Regions from separate parts of the Homo sapiens genome. Here region 2 is linked to region 1. Evidence: chromatin loops called from intact Hi-C (ENCODE). Cell type or tissue: mammary epithelial cell. All regions are shown on one strand.

What was found. Peaks named below come from ENCODE experiments on the same cell type or tissue, not always from the same donor. Only the 100,000 strongest peaks of a DNase experiment are listed, where the experiment ranks them.
Region 2: it touches region 1 in a loop (5-fold over the local background); 5 of 110 quality-filtered maps call a loop at or near these places.

The regions. Positions count from the first base shown.
Region 1 is chr15:90,317,197-90,325,196 of GRCh38, forward strand. No RefSeq gene overlaps it. Among named protein-coding and RNA genes, the nearest start is that of ZNF774, 31 kb to the right of the region's middle. RefSeq lists an enhancer at 2,858-2,967. In mammary epithelial cell, a CTCF peak has its summit at 3,004 (motif pointing right); a DNase peak (open chromatin) is centred at 2,985; H3K4me3 peaks cover 174 bases; H3K27ac peaks cover 733 bases.
Region 2 is chr15:90,396,951-90,404,950 of GRCh38, forward strand. All of the region lies in intron 2 of IQGAP1 (IQ motif containing GTPase activating protein 1), which reads left to right. Among named protein-coding and RNA genes, the nearest start is that of IQGAP1, 13 kb to the left of the region's middle. In mammary epithelial cell, no CTCF peak of the experiment used is centred here; DNase peaks (open chromatin) are centred at 4,091 and 5,511; H3K4me3 peaks cover 156 bases; H3K27ac peaks cover 4,088 bases.

The DNA.
Region 1 (8,000 bases):
GAAAATAATTCACTTTCACACTGTTGGTTTTAGTATAAATTGGAATATATCTTGTAGATGTAATCACAAAAATATGCCAATATATGTACAAGAATGTTTATTACAGCAATATTTATAACCAAAAACAGAAAAACAACCAAATTATTTAAATGTTTGTGGACAGAGGCCTAGCTTTAAAACATATGGAACATCTATACCTTGGAATTCTATTCAGCCATTTAAAAAAAATGAGGTTGATTTCTACATACTTTAATTAATTAATTAATTAATTTACTGGAGACATAGTCTCACTCTGTTGCCCAGGCTGGAGTCCAGCGGCACGATCTCGGCTCACTGTAACCTCCACCTCCTGGGTTCAAGCAATTCTCCTGCCTCAGCCTCCCGAGTAGCAGGGCTAATTTTTGTATTTTTAATTTAATAGAGATGGGGTTTTGCCATGTTGGCCAGGCTGGTCTCGAAATCCTGACCTCAGGTGATCCACCCGCCTCGGCCTCCCAAAGTGCTGGGATTACAGGCATGTGCCACCACACCTGGCCCCTTTTTTTTTTAATGTATATGCGTATGGTGTAGAGGCCAAGAGGATAAGTTCTTCTTGGCCTTCTGAAGTTTCCCTGAAAAATCAACTTGGAAAAGACAGGTTAATAAGAGAAAAAGCACACAGATTTATTTAACAAGTATACAATTAATGAAGATTCAAAGATACAGGTGGAATTGTCCATTTTTATGCTTAGGTTTAACAAAGTATGGAGAGCCATGTAAAAATATGATTGGGCCAGGCGCGGTGGCTCACGCTTGTAATCCCAATGCTTTGGGAGGCTGAGGGGGGCGGATCACCTGAGGTCAGGAGTTCAAGACCAGCCTGGCCAACATGGTGAAACCCTGTCTCTACTAAAAACACAAAAAAATTAGCTGGGCATGGTAGTGGGCACCCGTAATCCCAGCTACTTGGGATGCTGAGGCAGGAGAATCACTTGAACCCGGGAGGCGAAGGTTGCAGTGAGCTGAGATCATGCCATTGCACTCCAGCCTGGGTGACAGAGCAAGACCCCATCTCAGACAAAAAAAAAAAAAAAAAAAGACGTACAAATGGCCAACAGTTATGAAAATATCCTCCATCTCATTACTCATAATGGAAATGCATAGCAAAACTACAATGAGATATATCTCACCCCAGTTAAAATACCTCTATCCATGGCGAAACTCCATCTCTACTAAAAATACAAAAATTAGCTGGGTGTGGTGGCATGTGCCTGTAATCCCAGCTATTAGGGAGACTGAGGCAGGAGAATCGCTTGAACCTGGAAGGCAGAGGTTGCAGTGAGCTGAGATTGTGCCACTGCACTCCAGCATGGGCATCAGAGCAAGACTCCATCTCAAAAAAAAATAAAAATAAAAAAATAAATAAAATAAAATAAAATATATATATATATGGACAGAAAGAATATGGTCTACTGCTAATAGACTGAGTGGGGAAACCCAGCCCAGCCTGTCTCTCCAGATTCTTGGACTTTCTCTGCAGCATTCCTTCCTTCTGGGTGAGGGGCAGGGACCTGCCGGGAATGGAGGTCTTATGATCTACAGTCAAACAAGTTAAGTCAGATAATTTTTTTTTCTTGAGACTGGGTCTTGCTCTGTCACCAGGCTGGAGTACAGTGTCGTGATCACGGCATACTGCAGCCTCAGCCTTCTGGGCTAAAGTAATCCTCCCACCTCAGCCTCCCAAGTAGCTGGAACCACAGGGGTGCACCGCCACACCAGGCAAATTTTTTAATTTCTATTTTTGTAAAGACAGGGGGTCTCCCTATATTGCCCAGGCTGGTCTTGAACTCCTGAGCTCAATTAAACCTTTGCCTCTGCCTCCCAAAGTGCTGGGATTACAAGCATGAGCCACTGCACCCACCTAGATAATTTTTTTGTTTTGTTTTTATTTGAGACAGAGTCTCGCTCTGTCACCCAGGCTAGTGTGCAGTGGCATGGTCTCGGCTCATTGCAACCTCCACCTCCTAGATTCAAGCCATTCTCCCACCTCAGCCTCCCGAGTAGCTGGGACTATAGGCACACGCCACCATGGCTGGCTAATTTTTGTATTTTTAGTAGAGATGGGGTTTTACCACGTTGGCCAGGCTGGTCTCAAACTCCTGACCTTGTGTCATCTGCCCGCCTCAGCCTCCCAAAGTGCTGGTATTATAGGCCTGAGCCACTGTAGCCGGCCCAGTTAGTTTCTTTATGGGCAGTTTGACACAGAAAGGTGGAGGGGAAATTAGAGTCATTTTTTTGTTTTGTTTTTTTGAGATGGAGTCTCACTCCGTCACCCAGGCTGGAGTGCGGTGGCGCGATCTCGGCTGACTGCAACCTCTGTCTCCTGGGTTCAAGCGATTCTCCTTCCTCAGCTTCCCAAGTAGCTGGGACTACAGGCACACGCCACCACACTCAGCTAATTTTTGTATTTTTAGTAGAGATGGGGTTTTACCACGTTGGCCAGGCTGGTCTCGAACTCCTGACCTCATGTCATCTGCCCACCTCGGCTTCCCGAAAGTGTTGGGATTACAGGTGTGAGCCACTACACCCGGCCTAGAGTAGCATTTTTAAGTTTTATGGCTGACTATAGGGAAAAGGGACTCTGATTTCTATGGGTAACCGCAGGGGAGAATGGTACTGAGAGAAAGGCATGGAAGAGAAAGTCAGAGGAAAACGTTTGCTTACGAAGCTGCTGCTGAGGTTCTCATTTTAGGCTATTGTTTTCTGAGCCCCAGCAGTGGCCAGCTGTACCATAACAATCAAGATGCATTTAAAACTTTTTCTAAAAACTAGCTCTATCCTTTAACTACTGACTTAGCCAATTACCTCCTTCTTAGAGCTACTCCTTCTCTGGGATTGCCCAGGAACCTGAGGCATATGTCATGCACAAAGGAGTCCTGTGGACATTCATACCCTTTGGAGCGGAGCCCAGGAGTCCCTAGCGGTGGTCTGTGGCTGTTTCTGCCCTTGCTCTTAACCACCACAAGGTGTCACTCTTCGCTGCTCCTGCGCGTTCCCACCAAGGCGGTAACTGCTGGCCAGAGAGGAAGAATTTCCTCTGTCCCCGCACTAGCTAATCCAGAGTCCTTACCAGTTCCCAGGGCTTCATAGTACCCAGCCCTTTCAGGCCCCCGCAAAGCCTCGCCCCGCAAGCCCGCCGCCAGCCCCAGCACTATGTCAGGACTGGCTCAGAGGAACACCCATTCCAGACAATAACAACTTTTTCTTTCTTGCCCAGGTGTTTTCAACCCTTAAACCAGACTGGGCTTGTTCTATTTTTACTTTTTAAAATTTTAACTCCTCTACTATCATTCCCAAATGGGCTTGTTCTAATTCCTTCCCGGACCATAGAGCTACAAACTTCCCCGAAGAGCGACTTCCAATTGGTTTTTAGGCATCCTTGGTGTGCCTTTCATACATAAAGGTAGGTCAAGGGTTCCCTACCTTCTCTGACAATAGAGCCTGATTGTCTCCAGTTGGAGGACCAGCCCTTAAAACAGCTAAATTCCTTTTACTTTCCCTAGAGGAAGGGGAGCTCCGTGGGGAGTCAGCTACCCGGGGGCAGACTTTCTGGCATTCTTTGGAAAAGCAGTGAAAATAAAACTCACAAGTTACATCTTCAGCAGAGTATCTGCTACATATGAATATATTGTACACATATTTTTATATGGTTGCAAACATAAAACATATAGGTCCATGTCCTGATTTTTCATGTACTGCAATGTATGTTGAGTATTTTCCCATGTCGTTGTAAATTCTTCATAAGCATTATTTGCAGTGGTTGAATGATCTTTTTTCATGATAGGGTTCTATTGTAATTTTGTAATAATTTTCTTATTTTTAGACACTGATCATTTTGTTTTTTGCTGTATTGACTATTCTTATATATTTTTATATATATTTCTGATTATTTCCTTATAAGAGACCTAGTATTGAAATTACTGAGTCAAAAACATTTGCAAGTCTTTTTATTCATGCTGCAAAAAACTTCCTAGAAAGCTTGCATCATTGTGTACTATCAACACCAAGTACCATAAGGAATGCACACCTAATTGCACCCTAATCAAAAGTAATGAAAACAATTTTATAAATCTCTCTTATCAGTGCACTGGTAAAAAAGATGTTTTAATTTGCAATTAGGCTGGACGTGGTGGGTCACGCCTGTAATTCCAGCACCTTGGGGAGGCCAAGGTAGGAGGATCACCTGAGGTCTGGAGTTCGAGACCAGCCTGGCCAACATGGTGAAACCCCGTCTCTACTAAAAATTAAAAAAAATTAGCCGGGCGTGATGGCATGTGCCTATAATCCCAGCTACTCGGGAGGCTGAGGCAGGAGAATCACTTGAACCTGGGAGGTGGAGGCTGCAGTGAGCTGAGATCCCGCGATTGCACTCCACGCTGGGCAACAAGAACAAAATTATCATCTTAAAAAAAAAATCAATTAATTACTAGTATAAATTAACATTTTAAAATTTGTATTTCTGTTTTTTATAAATTGTTAGCAGTTTTTACTTATTTATTTACTTAGAGACGGAGTCTTGCTCTGCTCCCAGGCTGGAACATAGTGGCAAAATCATAGCTCACTGCAGCCTCCAACTTCTGGGCTCAAGGGGTCCTCCTGTCTTGGCTTCCCAAAGTACTGGGATTACAGGCATGAGCCATCATGTCTGGCCCTTTTACTCATTTATTTATTGGGATCTTAATTTTAAAATCCATTTGTATGACCCCTTTATTTATTGAAGATACCAATCTATTGTCTGCTATATTGTTATAAGTGTTTTCTCAATAAATATATTGCTTAATTTATAGTTTTATGAATATTTTTGTCACAGGCTGAACCCCCAATTTTGGGATTCAGTCAACCTGGGAGGCCACGTGGGTTCTTGGCTTTGCACAAGAAGGAATTCAAGAGCAAGCCAACAGAATGAAGAGAAAGCACATTTAATAAGAAAGTAAAGGACTGCTGGGCTTAGTGGCTCACGCCTGTAATCCCAGCACTTTGGGAGGCTGAGGCGGGTGGATCACCTGAGATCAGGAGTTCAAGACCAGCCTGGCCTGTTAACATGGCAAAACCCCATTTCTAGTAAAAATACAAAAATTAGCCGGGCATGGTGGCACGCACCTGTAGTCCCAACTCCTTGGGAGGCTGAGGCAGGAGAATCGCCTGAACCCGGGAGGCAGAGGTTGCAGTGAACCAAGATTGTGCCACTGCACTCCAGCCTGGGCGACAAAGTGAGACTCCATCTCAAAAAAAAAAAAAAAAAGAAGCAAGTAGAGGATTTTGGGAGGCTGAAGTGAGTGGATAACTTGAGCCCAGGAGTTCGACACCGACCTGAGCAACATACGGGGACCCTGTCTCTACAAAAACATTTAAAAAGTAGCTAGGCTTGGTGTTCTGCACCTGTAGTCTCAGCCACTTGGGAGGCTGGGGCGGCAGGATTGCTTGAGCCCAGGAGGTAGAGGCTGCAGTGAGCTATGATCATGCCACTGCACTCCAGCCTTGGCAACAGAGCAAGACACTGTCAGTAAATAAATAAAGCAAGCAAAATCCCCTGGTGACCATCCAGCAGGCTCCAGAGACAAAAACTCCTTATCTGAGGAATTTAGAAGTAATTAGACTTTCCTATTATCTAAAGACACTTGGTTCCAGGCCTCTTTTCAACTTAAAATGTGTGAGTAACTAGGATTTCTGTACATCCCCAGAATGCATGCATGCCGAAACTCATTGTTCAACCCTTGCTAACATCAAGGCAACAAAATGTCTAAAAATGTAATCATTTATCGTGCAAGTTACCCTTCATCTCCTGCTTTAGGTCCATAAATATCCCTAAGGAAAAGACCACCGCAGTGGCTCAGTGCTCTTGCTGACGTGCCCCACTGCACTTTTCTGCAACGTTCCTTCTTTCTATGGTAATAAAACCTGTACTGTTGTCAGTAAATTCTTACCAACCCTCAAGTTGAGTGTTACCGGAAAGGGGTCCCAGTCCAGACCCCAAGAGAGGGTTCTTGGATCTCGCTCAAGAAAGAATTCAGGGTGAGTCCATAAAGTGAAACCAAGTTTATTAAGAAAGTAAAGGAATGGGCGGGGCGCAGTGGCTCACTTTTGTAATCCCAGCACTTCGAGAGGGCAAGGCAGGCAGATCACGAGGTCAGGAGTTCGAGACCAGCCTGGCCAACATGGTGAAACCCCTTCCCTACTAAAAATACAAAAATTAGTTGGGTGTGGTGGTGGGCGCCTGTAATCCCAGCTACTCGGGAGGCTGAGGCAGGAGAATCGTTTGAACCCGGGGGGCAGAGGGTGCAGTGAGCCGAGATCGTGCCATTGCACTCTAGCCTGGGCAACAGGGTGAGACTCTGTCTCAAAAAAACAAGAAAGAAATATATTCATGTACATTTCCAAATTTCCGATAAAACAACGTAGGGTCCATGCACTATAGTCTATTTGTGGTTTTCTCCACCTCACTTTAGCCCCTTCTCAAGACCCTAAAACTACTGGAGGCAGTGAGCTACTGGGGAGTTCCTGAAGGGCGAGCACTTTTTCCACTCATTTCTAAAATAAAAAGTTATGAAAAAAATAATAATTTTTATCTGACTAATGCAAATCCTTTTTTTTTTTTTTTAAGAAAGGGTCCTGCTTTGTTTCCCAGGCTGGAGTGCAGTGGCATGATCACAGCCCAGTGCAGCCTTGACCTCCTGGGCTCAAGCGATCCTCCCACCTCAGCCTTCTGAGTAGCTGGGACTACAGATGGGCACCACAACACCTGGCTAATTTTTTATTTATTTATTTGTAGAAAAGAGGTTTCTTGACTGTGCGCGGTGGCTCACGCCTATAATCCTAGCACTCTGGGAGGCCAAGGTGAGGTGGACAACTTGAGGTCAGGAGTTCGAGACCAAGGTGACAACATGGTGAAATCCCCGTCTCTACTAAAAAGACAAAATTAGCAGGGGGTGGTGGTGCATGCCTGTAATCCCAGCTACTTGGGAGGCTATTATTTTTAGTAATAATAATAATTTAGTAATTTTTGTATTTTGTATTTTCACCATGTTGGTCAGGCTTGTCTTGAACTCCTGACCTCAGGTGATTCACCCACCTCGGCCTCCCAAAGTGCTGGGATTACAGGTGTGAGCCACCACGCCCCGCCACCAAAACCAGTTTTATTGAGGCAGCAGTGTTACCGCTCTGTAACTGCTCCTGCAGGAAGAGCTAGCCCATAGTCAGTGTGTGGAGAGTAGCAGCTAAGGGGCAGTTCCACAGTCATATTTATACCCACTTTTAATTACATGCAAATTAAGGGATGGGTTTTTCAGAAATTTCTAGGAAAAGGGTATAACTCCCAGGTTGTTGCCATGGAAAGGGGCAGTAACTTCTGGGTGTTGCCAGGGCACTGGTAAACTGACATGGCACTGGTGGGCATGTGTTATGGAGAGGTGCTTTCCCCTCTTCCCTGTTTCAGCTAGTCTTCAATCTGGCCTGGAGTACAGGCCTGCCTCCTGCCTCACAACTGCTGCTAATCAGGATGTATACTGAGGGTAACTTGACTCTATGCTCCCAGTTTGCAATATCTAGCTTGGCCCAAATAGATCCTCTGTCTTACTATTGTTATTTATTTTTTTTTAAGAGAAAAGGTCTTGCTCCTGTTGCCCAGACTGGAGTGCAGTGGCAGGATCTTAGCTCACCATAACCTCGAACTCCTGGGCTCAAGCAATCCTCCTGCTTCAGCCTCCTGAGTAGCTGGGACTACAGACATGAGCCACCATGCCTGGCTAATTTTTAAATTTTTTGTACAGATGGGGTTTCACTATGCTGCCCAGGCTGTTCTCAAACTCCTGGCAAGCAATCCTCCCAACTCAGCCTCCCAGAATCCTCGATTACAGGAGTGTACCACTATGCCCAGCCCCAGATAAATTCTCTACTTATATTAATTTTGCTTCAGCTTCCTTCTAGGTTGACAGTTCCCAGTTGACTCTCAAAATGTTTGTGAA
Region 2 (8,000 bases), 80 kb after region 1:
CAAACGATTCTCCTTCCTCACCCTCCCGAGTAGCTGGGATTACAGGTGCCCACTGCCATGCCTGGCTAATTTTTGTATTTTTAGTAGAGATGGGGTTTGACCATGTTGGCCAGGCTGGTCTCCAACTCCTGACCTCAAGTGATCCACCCGCCTCGGCCCCCGCAAAGTGCTGGGATTATAGGCGTGAGCCACTGCACCCAGCCTAGCAAAATTTAAAATTAAGAAATGTAAAGAGTTGAACTAGTTAGTACCCATTATTATTAAGAAAAGTCATGTGGCTCTATATTCTCATAGTACGAATAATTAAGTAAAATAGAAATTCAAAAGTATGAATAAAATTTCTTTGAAAATCTTGAATGTTGAGATATCTTGCCACAGTGAAAAGAATCAGACTTTCTGTTTTGGCAGGTGTGAGTTCTGATTCTGGTTTTGCAAGTTGCTTAACGTCAGGGAGTGAGCCCAAATTTGTCCTTTGCAGAATGGGAACGCTATGCATCTTACAGAGCTGCTGTGATGGTTAATTGCTTGGCACAGTGAAATACAGTAGGCACTCAACAAACTTTTTTTTTTTTTTTTTTTTTTTTGAGACGGAGTCTTGCTCTGTCGCCCAGGCTGGAGTGCAGTGGTACAATCTTGGCTCACTGCAACCTCCGCCTCCCAGGTTCTCACCATTCTCCTGCCTCAGCCTCCCGAGTAGCTGGGACTACAGGCGCCTGCCACCACACCTGGCTAATTTTTTACATTTTTAGTAGAGATGGGGTTTCACTGTGTTAGCCAGGATGGTCTCGATCTCCTGACCTCGTGATCCACCTGCCTCGGCCTCCCAAAGTGCTGGGATTACAGGCGTGAGCCACCACGCCCGGCCTGAACTCAATAAACTTTTATCCAAGCACCTGGATAAAGGATATCCTGAATTTTTTCTTTTCTTTTTTTTTTTCTTTTTTTTTTTTGAGATGGAGTCTCACTCTTGTTGCCCAGGCTGGAGTGCAGTGGCACTATGTTGGCTCACTGTAACCTCTGCCTTCTGGGTTCAAGCGATTCTCCTGCCTCAGCCTCCCAAGTAGCTGGGATTACAGGTGCCTACCACCATACCCAGCTAATTTTTGTATTTTTTAGTGGAGACGGGGGTTTCACCATGTTGGCCAGGCTGGTCTCAAACTCCTGACCTCAGGTGATCCACCCGCCTTGGCCTCCTACAGTGCTGGGATTACAGACATGAGCCACTGTGCCCGGCCTCCTGAATTTTCACATTAAATCTGCAAAAGGAAAAGCAGATTTAATGTGAAGATGACAGGAATTTTCTGGGCACTTTCAAGGTCCTAAGGTTGGTAGCCCTAGTTTTTTCACTTCAGACCTTAGCTTTTATCTGAAGGAAAACACCAGAAACAGAAGATACTTCTAGGGAGTGGAATGGGGGTAGAGGGTGTGAGATTTCCTTTTTACTTAATACTGTACTATATATTTAAAATGCTTTTTACAGTGATAATTTTATAATAAAGGAAAAGAAGGGATTAAGTAAAAGGAAAAACTGTGTATATAATTTTTAGATATAATCACAAATTCAGATTTTTAAGTTACTACACAGATGTTCCTCGATTTAGGAGGGGGTTATATCCCAATATTGTAAGTCAAAATGCATTTAATACACCTAACCTACTGAGTATCATAGCCCAGTCCACCTTAATTGTGCTGAGAATACTGATGTTAGCTTACAGTTGGACAAAATTATCTAGCACAAAGCCTATATTACAATAAAGTATTAAGTATCTTGGCTGGGCGCGGTGGCTCACACCTGTAATCTCAGCACTTTGGGAGGCCAAGGCAGGTGGATCACTTGATGCCAGGAGTTCGAGACTAGCCTGGCCAACATGGTGAAACCTCATCTGTACTAAAAATACAAAAAACATTAGTTGGGTATGGTGGCGTGTGCTTGTAATCCCAGCTACTCTGGAAGCTGAGGCACAAGAATCACTGGAACTGGGAGGTGGAGGTTGCAGTGAGCTGAGATCACGCCACTGTACTGCAGCCTGGGTGATAGAACCAGACATTGTCTCAAAAAAAAAAAAAAAAAAAAAGTGAATATAGGAAATCTTCCTTGAAAAAACAAAGATACTCCTACCTCAGCTTCTCAAGTACCTGGGACTATAGGCCCACTTCACCTCACCTAACTAATTAAAAAAAATTTTTTTTTTTGTAGAGATGGGGTTTCTCTATGTTGCCAGGCTGGTCTTCATCTCCTGGGGCTCAGGCTATCCTTCGCTAAAGTGCTGGGATACAGGCGTGAGCAGCCACACCTGGCCTGTATTGTCTTAATTTACTATTTTCAGTGGCCATCTAATGTTCATAATTTATTTAGGTTTATTCCTGTTTAAAGTTCTATTGCTTTGATTGCTGGAGAGTTTAAACATTTTCTTACATATTTGTTTATCAGTATTATTTTCTTATGCAAATTTTCTGTTTTTGTTATGTGCCTGGCTTCTAGGGTCATGATGTTAACTTTTGTGAGCTCTTTTATAACATGGACTTGACTTTCTCTCGTATTTGCTACAAACATTTTCCCTTGATGTTTCATTGTATTTGTTTTCTTCATTGTAGTTTTAAATTTTATTGAGTTTAAATGTCAGTCTTTCGATTTGTAATTTCTTCTATCAACTCGAAGTCTAGATAGTTTAATTTCTCTAAAACCTTGCCAAAATTTTCAGTTTAATAATCGATTGGCTTACTTTTTATATATTTGTAGAGATGGGGTCTTGTAATGTTGATTGTAAGGGGAACTTATCCCGAACTTCTGGCCTTAGGTGATCCTCCTGCCTCAGCCTCCCAAAGTGATGGAATTACAGGCCTCTAATATCCTTTAAAAACCAGCTGTTTATTACCTATTAGCAATTCATGTCTGTTTTGTCAAATATTATGTATATATATATTTCTAGTTCTGGACTTTTAAATTATGGTGAACCATATTTCATTTTTTTGAGAAAAATATATATGACTTTGTTATACTTCTTATCATTGAGAAACAACATCTGAAGCTAGCTTAATTTTAACTCTATGACAAGTAACTTGATTTTTTTTTCCTTTTTTCGTGACTTGAAATTTGTAGAATTGTTGTTCCTTGAGGTATAAACATTTCCCCAGTTAACATGTTAGGGTTGCTATTGGCTTAGCAATTTTGCCTGCAATGTGGAGACTCTTCTTGGTTTATAATGTCTCTTGTTTGTTTATTTTAGCTTTAGGAAATTGTCCATTATGCCTGTGGTGATTAGTTAGATCTGTGTAGTCTATTTTATGGCTCTTCTTCATTTTGTTTACGTTAAATAAGCGTTCTAGGTATGTGTCTCACATACATCTTTTGTTGCACTGACTTGATTTTCTACAGTCTTGATATTTTTTCCTTGGTTCTGTTAATGGTAGTTGCTTTGTCCTATTGTAGTTTATATTTTTAATTAATTCCTTTTCCGTCTCCATTCTTGTTAATAGCTTAAATGATCTCTTTTTAGTTCATGAAGAAGAGTGTGGCACAAAAGATCCTTTCAAGGTGAAAAAAAGGAGCAGGTAGCCAAGATAGTTGGGTTACATAGTTTACCACTTCCCTTTATAATCCGTAGGTGTTGAAATAGATGTGGCCATGAAAAACCAGTGTTAATCGGGCAGCTGAGTGTATGGATTGTCCACCAGTCAAGGTTGGGGAAAAAATCTGGCTGGGCTAAGTGTGGCCCGTTAGTTTGACCTCATTTGGCATGTATTTCTTCTGGTCTTACAGGTCAGAGCAACTGTTTTTATATATTTTAATGTCCCTAATGACAAAATAGTAAAAATACATTTGAGGACCCAAGTTGGCATGTTCTAGGAATTTCATTTTCCGGCTTAGTGTGGTGACCTGCCTCTGATTGCTGTACAATTCCTTCTGCTTCACAGTGTCACATCTGGGGATACCAGTTGGTAGTGGAACCTGTTTTGGACATTTTTAAGCCTTGTGGTATCTGATGGACTCTTGGTTGTTTCTAGCTGGTGCTAAATAAACCCCTTGACAAGAAGTATTTGTGTAAGAAAGCGCTGGTAGGCAAAGTGAGAACATCCGGAAGTGATTCATATTACTGTGGTTGTTTGCTTAACTCAGGACTTGGTTGCCTAGAGACCATATCGTTGAGTTAGCCGAGTGAAGTGCCAGTGGAACCTGGAGGGCCTGTGGCCTACCGGATCAAATCAGGGCTCTGCTCCTTAATTTTTCTCCTGAAGTCTCCTAGCAATCTGATTGATCTCTGTGGTTTGACAGTGCGTGAATTAAAAAAATCTTAAACATATTAATGTTTAAGAAAGATCTGGTTAATGGTTTATTTTGAAGAGTAAGAGTTTACTTGCTGAAGTTTGAATGTTGGGTTAAAATTTTTTAAAAAAATAGTTGTATGTTGGGAAGAATTAGTTATTTCAATAAGGCATTTTATTCTAGAAACCTCAGTACTTTAAGGCAGCTAAAGGAAAGCCAAAATAATCCCCCAAAACAAAAAACCAAAAACCTGCAATTTGCAAGGCAGTCATAATCTAAAATATTTTCTGTCTGTCCCAAAGTCAGTGTATTCCCCTTGCCTCTCCCCCTCTTCCTCATTGTCATGATTAGTACCGTTTATTGCATACTTTCTACATGCAAGGCACTGTGCTAAGCACTTTATATGCTTTATCTAATTAGCTATTCTTGAAGCCCTGTGAGGTGCTTATTATCTACATTTAACAGATAAGAAAGCAAAGCTCAGAGAGGTTAACTCATTCATCTAATAAGTGGTTGATCCAGATTTCAGGTTTGGCAAGAACTCTGAAGTCCTTTCTCTTAACTGCCATGTTAGTCTGCTGCTGCTATACTTCTGGTTCTAAAAATAATGACAACAGTAGTAACTACTGTTAATTAAGCAGAATGATGATGAAATTTACATATTACATTATTGTGAGATAGGCATTATTTTTATTTTAAAGAGGGAAAAAAATAGAGTTGATAACACTTTTCCCAAGGTCATATATTGGAATTCAAGCCCAGGTTTGTGACACCAAAGCTGGTGCTCTTAACTTCTGCAGATGCTGAAGTGGCAACATTTAAGTCTAACCTCTTTAACTGGTGCCCAGAGACATTAAGTAACTTGTGTAGTTTTCAAGTCAGTGAGGGAACTCCATCAATTTCCTGCCACTTATTTTGGAGTCTCTTCCACCTGCCACCTGAGGGAAAGTCTCCAGTTGTCTTATGTATTTTTGTGTCTAACTAGCTTGTTGGACCCTTCCTAATTGCTTCCCTTCTTCATAACCTGGTATCTGCTTTGAATTCAGCTTAGAAAGGTGTTCCTTCCTACCACTTTCTTGTTTGTTAAAGAGTTACCTCATACAGACAGGAGTGGCAAATTGGATTGGAAATTGCTTTGGATCATTTGGCAAGAACTGTATTTTTGGGGTTGTGGGAGGAGGAGAGGCCTGTCTAAAAGCTCTATTTCTTCTTTACTCAGAATACCTTCCTGTTGACTCATTGGAAATCATAACAAAAAGCAGAAGGAATATTGGAGAGGCAGCTGCCAGCCTAGGGCTTGGCTTCTGTTGGGGCAGCTGTTTGGGGATTTAGACACACTGGGCTCTAAGAACTGTGAGGTTTCTGCAGCAGAAGGAAATAGTATTACTCTGATAGGTATTTATTCATAAGGTTAAAAAGTGTCAGACTATTGCTTGGGATTATTGATGAGCAACATAAGAAACTAAAAATATTTTCTCAAATAGAATTAACTGGTGATCCTAAAAACAGAATGAATTGAGGAATACAAGAGGGAGTGGGGGCAAAATTAGAAAAGGAAAAGTTGAAAAGAAGAGAAAAAAAACTTACAATCATTAAAAATAGGAAAAAGATAACATTTAAATAGAAAAAGTCTCACAGATATGCATGCAGTAGGCATTAATCAGCAGGTCATTTTACTGTAAGTAACATACATCTCAGATGACCTTTAAAACAGCTAAAAGTAAACAAAATTTGTCTTTTATTTAAATGACTATTATAACAAAATGTTTTTTTGGGCTGGGCCCTGTGATTCACACCAGTAATCCCAACACTTACGGAGGCCGAGGAGGGAGGATAGCATCAGGCCAGGAGTTCATGACCAGCCTGGGCAACATATTAAGACCCTGTCTCTACAAAATATAAGAAATAAAAAAAAGCCAAACGTGGTGGCACACACCTGTAGTTCCAGCTACTCGGGAGGCTGAGGTGGAAGGATCACTTGAGCCCAAGAGTTCGAGGCTGCAGTGAGCTACGATCACACTGCTGCACAAAAATGTGTTTCTTCCCTGAAGACATGCTATGTCATTAGTTTGGGCAATACCTTTTCATAATTGATAGTTTAAAAAGGTAGTGTTTGACAATGGCTTGACTTTTGGGGTTTTCCTTAAAAATTTGAGAATCCCCATAGGAATGTTTTTTAGATAGATTTGGTCTTAATTTAAAATTTTTAAATTTAAAACATTTTTTTCTTAGAAATAGGTAATACACAGACGTGATACATAATTCAGAGACTATGCAAGTATATAACACTGAAAAAAAGTCTATATCCTTAGTCTTCTTTCTCTAGCTATTCAGTTATTTTCCCCACATGGAACTGCTATCATGATTGTGTCTCTTTCCGGAGATATTCTGTGCATGTAAATACAAATTACTTTGATTTGTTTAGAAGTGGTTGCACACTGTACATTTTGCTTTACATCTTTTTGTTGTTGTTTTTTGAGATGGAGTCTTGCTCTGTTGCCCAGGCTGGAGTGCAGTGGTGTGATCTCGGCTCATTACAACCTCCACCTCCAGGGTTCAAGCGATTGTCCCGCCTCAGCCTCCCAAGTAGATGGGACTACAGGCAATCCGCCATCAGGCCTGGCTAATTTTTGTATTTTTAGTAGAGACAGGGTTTCACCATGTTGGCCAGGCTGGTCTTGAACTCCTGACCTTAGGTTATCTGCCCGCCTTGGCCTCCCTAAGTGTTGGGCTTACAGACATGAGCCACCGTTTTGCTTTGCATCTTAAAATTCATTCCATATGAGTGAATGTGGAATGAAGTGCCTCTTTTTTTCCTTCACAGTTTTAGTTTTCGGTTTTGAAGTTAACCTGTCAACGGACATTTTCTCCTCAGCTTTTGCTGTTATAAAAAGTCACTTTGTAGGTATGCCATTGTGCATGTATGAGTATTCTTGCAGGATAAATTTCTAAAAGTGTAATTTCTGGGTCAAAGGGAATATGCATATTTAGTTCTCAAAAATATTGCCAATTTGCTCTCGTAAGAGGTTGTACCAGTTTGCACATCTGCCTGTCAATAATGTACATATAAGAAGGCTGTTTCCGCTTTAATTTTACCAACCCAGAGTATTACAGATTTTTTACATTTGCCAGTTTCATAGGTGAAAATGGTATTTCATTGTAGCTATTTTGGATTATCTAATTATGAGTGAAGATGAGCATCTTTACATGTGTTTAAAAGCCATTTGTATGTTCTTTTCTGTGAACTTTTTCGGTAGAATCCTTTGCTCATTTTTCTATTGGATTATTCATCTTTTTCTTATTCATTGTGGTAAGAGCTCTTTATATATTGAGGAAATTGGCTCGTTGTACACCGTGGGTGTTATAAATATTCATTCCACTTTGTCCTTTAATTTTTTTTTTTTGAGAAAGTCTCATTCTGTTGCCCAGCCTGGCGTGCAGTGGCCCGATCTTGGCCAGGTTCAAGCGATTCTTGTGCCTCATCCTCCCGAGGAACTGGGATTACAGGCGCGTATCACCACACTCAGCTAATTTTTGTATTTTTTTAGTAGAGACAGGGTTTTGCCATGTTGGCCAGGCTGGTCTTGAACTCCTGATCTCGGGTGATCCACCTGCCTCGACCTCCCAAAGTGCTGGGATTACAGCCAAGAGCCACCTCACCTGGCCATTGTCCTTTAAATTTTGACTTTGTATTTCAAATAAAGTTTTAAAACATATTTGAACTTACTAATATTTT